Linked DNA regions of Homo sapiens: region 2 is linked to region 1. A link is a loop called in an ENCODE intact Hi-C map of the cell type or tissue named here. Cell type or tissue: CD4-positive, alpha-beta T cell. All regions are shown on one strand. Links, peaks and the distances in the headings refer to the core of each region. The heading gives the core; the rest is flanking DNA. Region 1 overlaps LOC105375199 (a long non-coding RNA gene). Region 2 overlaps LOC105375199 (a long non-coding RNA gene).

Region 1 (5,379 bases), core at 185-5,184:
CAATTTTTTCGATAAGGAGCATGTATTATTTTGTCATTTTAAAATGTAGTTGTCATTTTTTCTTCCTTTTAAACTAAGGTTTCTCAACCTGAGCACTATTGACATTCTGGACTTGATGATGCTTTGTTGGGGCTGGGCGGCAGGGGGCGGGTGTTCGGGGGGCCCTGCTGACACCTTGATTTCTATATTAAAAGACTGAAATGGGCAAAACATGCACCTGTCTGGTGCACTGCAAGATGTTTCGCAGCATCACTGGCCCCTACCCATGGCCAGAGCCCAGAGGTGTTCCTACAGAAGTCTGAAAAAACATCCGAATTGGTGGAACCGGACTCCCATGCTTACCAACTGGACTCCATTGCTCCTCAGATGAAAGAGAAGCAGAGCAGAGAGAAGGGGAGGTAGTTTAATGTGAGGGGAGCAATTTAAGCAGCAATATCATAAAACCGTCATCATCAGAATGTGCAGGGAAGAGGGTCCTCTGCTCCCGACTCAAAGGGTACTGGAAACTCCTGTTCCTTTCCACATCAACCTTCCTTGAATTCATCAGTCTGTTCCCCACTCTCCAAGTGCATGCTGCTGTTGACTCTTCCAATGGCAAAAGCCATCCCACAATTGCACTGTGCAGGTGCCCTGAATATATGTAGCAGAGTTGCATGAGGAGGAGAAACTCAGAGGAGAAAGACAGAGAGTTTCCACAGGCACCTTGGGAGATTGGAAGGGAGTGGTGAGGAATGCTCAGAGCTTTGGAAGGGCGGAGCAGGCAGTAGATGCCCCTGAGGCTGAGACGGGAGCGAAATTTGGCCATTTAGAGAAGACCAAACACTTGCTTTACCCACACAGCACCCTGGGCTGGGGCAGCACCTCAGAAACATGTGCCTGGTTACCTGGCAAGTTTGAGTCAGCACCTGAATTTAACACAGGGGCCTTGAGCCTTGGCCAAATCTCCATGCCCAGGTAGCCCAGAGCAGTAAACCTTCTTGCCTTTTCGCAAGCATATCAATGGGGACCAGTGTGGACTAAAGATCGCCAGATTTGGGGGCAACCCTAGGAAGAATGTCAGGAAAAATGTTAAAAGACTGAAATGGGAAAAAAAAATGGTACTGGGTATCTTGTCTATCACATCTTTCCTGACCTTTGAGCTATTTTACTATTAATATTTTGTAGTTGTAGAAAATAGGTACTGTTGGCCGGGTGTGGTGGCTCACACCTATAATCCCAGCACTTTGGGAGGTCAAGGCTGGCAGATTGCCTGAGCTCAGGAGTTTGCGACCAGCCTGGGCAACACGGTGAAACCCCATCTCTACTAAAATACAAAAAATTAGCTGTGCATGATGGTGTGCGCCTGTAGTCCCAGCTACTTGGGAGGCTGAGGCAGGAGAATCGCTTAAACCCGGGAGGCGGAGATTGCAGTGAGCTGAGATTGTGCCACTGCACTCCAGCCTGGGCAACAGAGCAAGACTCTGTCTCAAAAAAAAGAAAAAAAGAAAAAGAAAAAGAAAATAGGTAGTGTTGTGAGTTGAATTGTGTCCCCAAAAGATATGTCCAAGTCCTAACACCCAGTACTTCAGAAAGTGACCTTATTTGAAAATAGGGTCATTGCAGGTATAATTAGTTAAGAGGAGGGCATACTGGAGTACAGTGGACCCTTAATTCAACATGACTGGTGTCCTTATAAGAAGAGAAGAAGGCCGGGTGTGGTGGCTCATGCCTGTAATCACAGCACTTTGGGAGGCCAAGGCGGGCAGATCACCTGAGGTCAGGAGTTCAAGATTAGCCTGGTCAACAAGGTGAAACCCCGTCTCTACCAAAAATACAAAAATTAGCCAGGCATGGTGGCAGGTACCTGTAATCCCAGCTACTTAGGAAGCTGAGAGAGGAGAATTGCTTGAACTCAGGAGGTGGAGGTTTCAGTGAGCCGAGATCGTGCCACTGCACTCCAGCCTGGGTTACAGAGGGAGACTCCGTCTCAAAAAAAAAAAAAAAGAAGAAGAAGAGATACAGAGACATGACAGGAGAGCACCATGTGACAATGGAGGCAGGGGCGAAAGTGCCACAGCTGCACACCAAGGAACACCAGGGTTTACAGGCAACCACCAGAAGCCAGAAGAGACAAGGAAGGATCCTCCCCAGATCGCACAGGGAGCATGGCCCTGGTAACACCTTGATTTCGAACTTCCAGCATCCAGAACCAGGAGACAATTCTTTTCTGTTGTTTAAGCCCCCCAGTTTGTGGTACTTGGTTACAGCAGCCCTAGGAAACTGATACAGGTAGTAACGTGGATGATTCTTGCCCACTGAAATGCAAACGAATTTTGTCTGGTGGAACACAGTTGATTATTGACCTGTGGATATTGACCAGATTTGCGCCTATTTGTAAGTTCATTTCAGCATTCCTGATGGCCGATATAGTGTATGGTTTGAATTCTCCTTTGAGCCAGTAGTGACATCTTCCTGTTTCCTCATTAACGAGTTAAGTAAAATCTTTCACATTGTTCATTTTTGAATTTATTTGATAGTCATGATTTTACATTTATTTTTAAATTGTCCTTAAACAAATCAAAGGGCTCCTCAAAACATCATCAAGATTAAACTTCCTTCTCTTTACGTCCTTATCACAGAAACACAGAGTTGGATTTCATTCTACTTAGAAAATCAAAGCAATGTAACCATGATTGCACCCAACGTAGAGAAGGAAAACTCACTTCCACCACAGGGAGAAGTGAGCCCAATGGGTAGAATTACCCAAAAGCCTAACGTGGAAGCCTCTGGTTTGTTTTATTTTATTTTTCTGTTTGTTTGTTTGTTTGTTTGTTTGTTTGTTTTTGAGATAGTCTTGCTCTGTCACCCAGGCTGGAATGCAGTGGTGCAATCATAGCTCACTGCAGCCTCAATCTACTGGGTTCAAGCAATCCTCCTGCCTCAACCTCCAGAGTGTCTGGGACTGCAGGCACGCGCCACCACGCCTGGCTAATTTTTTTTTATTTTTAGTAGAGACAAGGTCTCACTATGCTGTCCAGGCTGATCTTGAAATCTTCAGCTCAAGTGATCCTCCCACCTCGGCCTCCCAGTGTGTTGGAATTATAGGCTGTTTTATTTCGTTTTGATTCAAAAGAACAAAACTACAAAGAACAGTTTTATTCATTGTTATTGGCCTTAATTTAAATATATTTTTTTCATTCAAAACTTCATTGAGTCTCCACAAGGCCAGCCCGGACAGACTTTGAGATCCAAGTCAGTTGCTATTCCCAAGGAACTCAGAAATGAGTGCTGAATGCAACATCTGTCACAGAGTGAGTATTCGGTGTTTATCAAAGATTATTTTCTCAAAAATGGGATATACCGCCAGCTCACAGAAGACTAGTTCGTCAGGTTTTAACTGTAGTATTATACAAAAATGTCCCCAAGTAGCAAAACATTTTATGAATCTGTCTGTAGGTAGAAATTCTATACATTATAAACACATCATAATACAACTTATGCAATAGAACGCCTTACTAGAATAAAGAAAATGAACTGGAAATGTTCTGCAAAATTAGTCATTTGTTGTTGTTTTCAGCCTTTGTTTTTTAAAAAACAAGGCAGGCAGTAATTATACATTTGAAAAATGTATAATTTCAATGTATACATTTGAAAAATATATAATTCCTGGAAATGAAGGAATTACAGTAGCCTTAGGCAAAGTTACACTTGCCGCAGTTTTTTCTTGACTCCCCTTTATCATCCTTCCTCTCCTTCCTGGGATACTCATAAGGCTCAGCTTGTCTCTCAAAGGAGCCCAGTGCTGCTAAAGTCTTTCTGTTACCCCTCCTTAAACATCAGCTTTCAAATAGCTGTCATAAAATAAACACGTAAATTCATACTAATTGAGATGACTAAAGACATGCAATGAGTTATCACTTTGGGAGCATATTTACGTTTTAATGAGAACAACTCAATCCATTAAGCACTTAGGAAGTATCTCCATGTCCAGGCCTTGTGTTCCTGCTGCGGACTTTATGTCAGAGGGAAGAGCTAAGGCTCAAGGCTGCTGTTCAGATTATTTTGTCCCACAGAGTATTCCCTTGGTGTAGTACTCTCCCCCTTTTCCTAAGGATGTGGCTTCCTGGGAGCTGTAGTGATTGCTAGCTCTCTTCTGGAACTAGCCACCCAGCAGGTCTACCAGGCTCCAGGGGCTGGCACTGGGAGTTGTGTGCACAGAGTACTGTGATGTGAACTGTCTGCAGGTCTCTCAGCCGTGGATATCAGCACAGTATTTGGGGTGTCTCCCAGGTCCTGCAGGAGTAATCCACTTCCTTCAGAGAGTTTGTGGGTCCTCTCAGCCTTCCTGGTTTATTCCTGCAGTAGTTCTGGAGCAAAAAACCACGATGCGAGTCTCCACACACTGCTCTGTCCATCCATGTGGGAGCTGCAATCTAGTCCCGCTTCCCATCCGCCATGATCCCTCTTCTCTCTTGCTGCAGACTCTAAATAGAGTCCTACTCCCAGTATGGGGGAATGTAAAGTGAGGCATCCACAGAGCTTCTCTTCTCAGCTGCAGGCTCTTCCAGCCTGATGCCTGCTTGAGACTTCCGACCTAAACAAAGCTCTCACCCTCCCCACACACAAACAACCAGTTCCTCCTCCCATGTTCCCCATTTCAGTAAGTAAAATCCACTATCCATTCAGCCTCAAACCAAAAGCCAAAGTGATGGTTACGATTCTTCCCTCGACTTCCCCTCCATGTCTAATCCATCAGTAAGACTGTCTGCTCTACCTCCAAAATATCTCCCAAACCCAGACGCCTCGCTCCATCTCCTAGTCTAAGCCACCATCATCTCACATTAGGAATGGAAATATCCTCCCAACTGGGCTCTGATTTCCAGCTTGTCCTTTTATAATCTATTCTCTACACAGCAGCCAGAGAAGCCTCTCAAAAACATAAATTAAATCATGGCACTCTCCTCTAATGACTTTGCATTGCATGGTGGACGTAAAATCTGAACTTCTCGTCTTGACCCCAAGGCGGCTACATAGTCTGGCCCCCCGACCTCCCTGCTCTCATTTCTTGTCTTTCCTGCCCTTGCTGACTCTGCTCCAGCCACGCTATTTTCCTTTCAGCTCTCTGAATCAACCAAACTTGTCCTGACTCAGGACATTTGCACTTGCTGTTTCCTTTGCCTGGGCTTGCCAAAAGTTCTGGCTTCTTTGTATCATTTAAATGTCAGCCAAAGATCACCTCCTCAGAGAGGCTTTTCCTCCCCATCATGCCCTGCCACAGCTCCCTTTTCATTGACTTCATCACACTTGGCACCCTTTAGACCTCCTTGCTTGCTTATCCATCTCCCCGCATTCCCCACCCTCCAATAAACATCCTCGGGAATGGAGGCTCCATGCAAGCGA
Region 2 (5,379 bases), core at 232-5,231, 74 kb before region 1:
GACTGACACAGAAATTGCCATGAAATGGAGAATAATCAATCCTCAGTAGAAAATAGAATACCAAATCTTACAGCTCGGTAGATGGCTGGTCTATGTAATCTTTGTTTCATTTCTCAGCTCCTCTTTGAGTGACTCAGTGTAGCACCCCACAATTCAATATTAGCAAGGAGGTGTCATTTCACAGGAATGACTGCTATCATTGGGAGGGAAGGTCCATAAACTAGATTTCCTACTGATGACATCAGCAATTCTGTGACATTTAAAGAAAAAGAATTGAGTACCATTTCCAAAAGGGATGAGTACCTTTGAAGAAATAATATTACCCTTATTTTAACTTCCATGCTTCAGTTCATCCCTAACAGATAGGTGCACTGAGGAACCTGTATCTGTAATGTGAACAATATACCTCCTTTAATATCAGTCCCAGGTGAAATTAAACCAATCAGGAAGCGCATGACAATATCTCTGATATTAAGAGTCAAATGGTGTCTCAAAAACAACAATCTTTTGTGATTGTTGTTATTCCAGCGAATTGGCAATTTACAAATAGGTTGTGTCCAAAAAAAATTCACTAATATATTTGGAATATAGAGTGTCAAGTACAAGTTCCCATGTATGCAGTATTACAAATGGTATTCCCAAACCAGCCCATAGACACCCATTTCATTTATATCTTGCTGATGGTGTTGGAGAAGACAAAGAAATATGCAGGATTCAAAAGGTAGAGTTGGCTTTGGAAAGACAATCTGTGGCACAAGATCCCAAAACAATCTCCTTATAATTTCTACCACTTCCAGAAAGAAGGAAGGAAGGAGGAAAGAAAGGAGGAAGGGAGGGAGGGAGAGAGGGGAGCAAGAAGGGAAGGAGGGAAGGAGGCAAGAGAGGGAGGAAGGGAGGAAGGAAGGAAAAAAGAAAGAAAGGGAAGGAAGGGGGAGTGAGGGAGAGAGGGAAGGAGGATAGGAAGGATGGAGGAAGGAGAGAAGAACAAAGGGAAGAGTGGGAGGGAGGGAAGAGAGGGAGGGAAGAAGGAAGGAACAGAAGGAAGAAGAAAGGGATGGAGGTAGGTTGAGAAGGAGGAAAGAAAGACAAGAAGTCTCTAAGATGACCTCCAATTATCAACACCTCCTGGTATTCATACCCTTGTGTAGTGTCTTCTTGAATATGGGCTGGCCTTATTATTAACTTCACTTGTAGCAAATAGAATACAGAAAAAGAGATCAGATGCCACTTCCAAGATTGGGCTATAAAAAGGCAGTGGTTTCTGTCTCGGGCTTTCTCTCCCCTTCTCCCTTTCTATAACCGCTTGCCTTGGTGGAAGCTAGCTGCCACATCACAAGGGTGTCCTGCAGAGAGGCCACATAGCAAGGGGCTGAGGACCACCAAGCAAGTGATCTTGGGGATGAAGCCCCCTCACAAGTCATGCTTTCAGATAAGACCAAAACCCTTACCAACAGCTTGACTGCATGAGACAACTTGAGCCAGAGGTGCCCAGCTAGGCTGTGCCCAGATTCCTTACTTACAGGACCTGTGAGCTCTTAAATGCTTATTGCCTAGGTTTTAGAGTAATTTGTTATGCAGCAATAAATAACTAATTGGAAGGAAGGAAGGAAAAAGGGAGGGAACAAGGGAAGAAGAGAGGGAAGGAAGGGAAGAAGGCAGGAATAACCATGTCTGCCATAATCTAGCCAGGGAACAGAAACCACTCTGAGTATTTTGGTTGCTCAGGAGACAACAAAGCTGAGCAGTTACTAGGAGACGGTGACATAACCCAGAGATGAGCAGGGACAGGAAGCTATACTGCCCCTAAAGTGGAGGATCAAAGGAGGAAGCAGTGTTACCAGAAGCCAGAAGAAGCCAGGTCACCCTGCAGAAGCTGGAACCACAGGGGCCTGATTGGTAGGAGCTGGAGCTGTAGATGCCATTCAAGACAGGGAAGGGCAAGGAGAAACATTGTGGCTTCTCTCTTCTTCTCACCATGCAGTTCCCATTGGTGCCTTCCATTGGCCAAACCCAGCCAGAAAGCAGCTGACACCGGATCCTAAGAAATAGCCCACAAGGGCCAGCCTCCTGCATTACACAGCACAGCTGGGAAGGAATGGCCTCACAGGCCAGGCCTGGCACACTAGCTAACTAGCTAAAGAGAAGGGAAAATATCTATTGCCAGTCCTCAGCAGATTCAGCCAGAAGGGACTGCTTATTAGCTCTGTGAACAAGGACCATTCACAATCTGCATGAAAACTCAAATTATGAGATGACAAAAATAACTACCAATCAACAGTACCCCTTGATAAACCACAAGGTAAATCATGACACTTGCCAAATGAGTCCTCCAGAGATGGGAGGGAACACGACGGCCTGGGACTGGCTGGGTTTGGGAACTGGAGAGAAGGAAGATCAGGTTGAAGTCAGGGCTCCTGGGTCCCAAGGGAAGAGGAGGTGACAGAACCCATGTCAGAGGGAGCAGAGCAAAGGAGTGAGGCTAGCCAGCGCGGGCGCCACGTGCGGAGACACACAGGTGTTCCACTGGGTCCAACACTAGGTCTTCACAGTCAAAAGAGAACTGAAACGTGAGGGTAAAGGGAGGGTAGCCGGTATGAGTGACTGGTGATCTAGGCAGGAAGCCAGGCTGCAGGGCATTTAATGAGTGGGTGCAATCACGTGGTAGAGTTTGACAGTGAATGGAAAGACAAAAACAAGCTTGCGGCATGGCAGGTTCCCGCCAAGGATCTGGTTTGAAAACAGAGGAAGAGAAGGTAGAAACTAACACCAAAGGCTAAGAACCTGCACAGTAAATTGCCTATCAGTCTTCCTCATAGCCTGCAAGCTACTTGAGGGAGGGATTTGCAGCACATGTGTCTCACTCAGTTTTCTGAGGGCCTTGGATAGTGTCTGGCCCATAGTAGGTGCTCAATGCATGGCTGTGAGATGAATGAGTGAGCCAAAGTGAAACCACAGAACGTCATGAGGGCAGGAGAACGAGGCAGAACCCACGGAAGATGCTCTCAAGTGATGTGGCGGCGTGGTGGCCTGCTGGAAAACCCCAGCGGCGGCCAGACCCGTGTGGGCAGCTGCAGTCAGAAAATGAGATGGTTCTTTCTGAGCAAATATGCAGTTATAAATAGCACAGGCTACGCAAATCGCCACAGCTGCATGGCAAAGGACTAGAGGGTGCGCTCAGCACAGAGGACGTTCCCGGCCACCAAATTCCTTCTGAACTATCCCCGCCATCAGCAGGGGCTGCTGCCCAGAGGGGAGACCCATGCCACGAGAGAGGTCAGCATTGCCTTACGTCTTTATAAGGCTGCTCCTAAGGGACTTGCCCTGAAGAGCCTTATGCTTCAAAGCCCACTCACCTGTAAAAGTGTCCCAACCACTGAGCTGGTTCCACAAAGGCATTAAGAAATTACCACTATGGGCTGGGCACGGTGGTTCATGCCTGTAATCCCAGCACTCTGGGAAGCCAAGGCGGATGGATCACCTGAGGTCAGGAGTTTGAGACCAGCCTGGCCAATATGGTGTAACCCCGTCTCTACTAAAAATACAAAAATTAGCTGGCCGTTGTGGCGCACACCTGTAATCCCAGCTACTCGGAGGCTGAGGCAGGAGAATTGGTTGGCCCCAGGAGGCAGAGGTTGCAGTGAGCCAAGATCACACCATTGCACTCCAGCCTGGGCGACAAGAGTAAAACTCAGTCTCAAAACAAAAACAAAAACAAAAACAAAACAAAACAAAACAAAAAAATACACTATGTCAAGTTATTAGGTAACCCATAACATCCTTTGTTTTAACATAGCCTTGCCAAGGGCCGGGCACAGTGGCTCACGCCTGTAATCCTAACACTTTGGGAGGCTGAGGCGGGCAGATCACTTGAGGTCAGGAGTTCGAGACCAGTCTGGCCAATATGGTGAGACCCTGTCTCTACTAAAAATAAAAAAATTAGCCAGGCGTGGTGGTGGGTGCGTGTAGTCCCATCTACTTGGGTAGCTGAGGAACGAGAATTGCTTGAACCTGGGAGGTGGAGGTTGCAGTGAGCTGAGTGAGATCATGCCACTGCACTCCAGACTCGAGATACAGTGAGACTCTGTCTCCAAAATATATATACATGTACTTCTCTAAATTAAATATTGAAATAAATTTTAAAATGCCCGGTTCATGTAGTTATAATAATAATACTAATAACAACAACTACTGCTACTACTACTACTAACATGTGTTGAACATGAACTAAGTTCCAGAAACCATGCTAAGCTACAAAACGGTGGACACACTCCCCTTGCACACCCTGTGGTAATTCAGTCCACACTCAGAAACTGCTGTTGGTTCAATGTTATTTATATTTATTTATTCTGCACCTTCTCCCAAAGACTTGAGGTGATCTGCAAGAATACATACATCAAAATAAGGTTTTTTTGTGTGTACAGGTCGAGTATCCCTAGTCTGAAAATCTGACATTTTTTGAATGCTGACACAATGCCACAAGTGGAAAATTCCACACCTAACCTCATGTGATGGGTCACAGTCAAAATGCAGTCAAATCTTTGTTTTATGCATGAAATTATTTAAAATACTATATAAAATTACCTTCAGGCTATGTGCATACGTGTATATTAAACATAAATAAATATCATGTTTAGGCTCGGGTCATATTCCTAACATATCTCATTATGTATATGCAAATATTCCAAAATTCAAAACAATAAAAAATAAAAACCCTAAAATCCGAAACACTTCTGGCCCCAAGCACTTCAAATAAGGGATGCTCAACCCACATAAGTGTCCTGGGACTGCTGTAACAAAGTGCCAGAGGCTGGGTGGCTTAACAACAGAAATGAATTATCTCCTAGCTCTGGAGGCCAAAGTCCACGATCAAGGCTATGGAAGGGCTGGTTCCTTCTGGATGAGCTAAGGAAGGATCTGTTCCCAACCTCTTTCCTTGCTTTTGGCTTGTGATAGCATAATTCCAGTCTTCACATGGCATTCTCCCTGTGCACATGTCCGTGTCCAGATTTCTTCTTTTTATAAGGATACCAATCACATTGGATTAGGGGGTCCACCCACCTCCAGTGTGGCCTTATCTTAACTGATTATATCTGCCACATCCCTCTTTCCAAATAAGGTCACATTCTGAGGCACTAGGGGGTGGGACTTCAGCATATGAATTTTGAAGGGATACAATTCAACCCACAACAAAAAGTAAAAATCTCAGCAAACTGAACACATACGTTCATCTAGTCACTCTCCTAAGACCTCACTAAGACTACAATAAAAAGTTACTACTCCACATGCAGAAAGAGGCTCCAGGGAAGACAGTAGTAAACAGGAGACGGTGGATGGGTAGCCAAGAGAGGAGCGGTAACTGACCTGGCAGAAAAGAACAAA

The links. Hi-C counts contacts between places; a loop is a spot of excess contacts. Peaks named below come from ENCODE experiments on the same cell type or tissue, not always from the same donor. Only the 100,000 strongest peaks of a DNase experiment are listed, where the experiment ranks them.
Region 2: a loop joins it to region 1, with 2.3 times the contacts of the local background. A loop is called at or near these places in 1 of 110 quality-filtered maps.

The regions. Positions count from the first base shown.
Region 1 is chr7:26,039,411-26,044,789 of GRCh38, forward strand. The region is part of intron 4 of LOC105375199 (a long non-coding RNA gene); the gene reads right to left. Among named protein-coding and RNA genes, the nearest start is that of MIR148A, 92 kb to the left of the region's middle. In CD4-positive, alpha-beta T cell, for the core only: no CTCF peak of the experiment used is centred there; no DNase peak of the experiment used is centred there; H3K27me3 peaks cover 343 bases.
Region 2 is chr7:25,965,730-25,971,108 of GRCh38, forward strand. The region is part of intron 6 of LOC105375199 (a long non-coding RNA gene); the gene reads right to left. Among named protein-coding and RNA genes, the nearest start is that of MIR148A, 18 kb to the left of the region's middle. RefSeq lists enhancers at 2,319-2,378, 2,829-3,268. In CD4-positive, alpha-beta T cell, for the core only: no CTCF peak of the experiment used is centred there; DNase peaks (open chromatin) are centred at 2,632 and 2,962; H3K4me3 peaks cover 802 bases.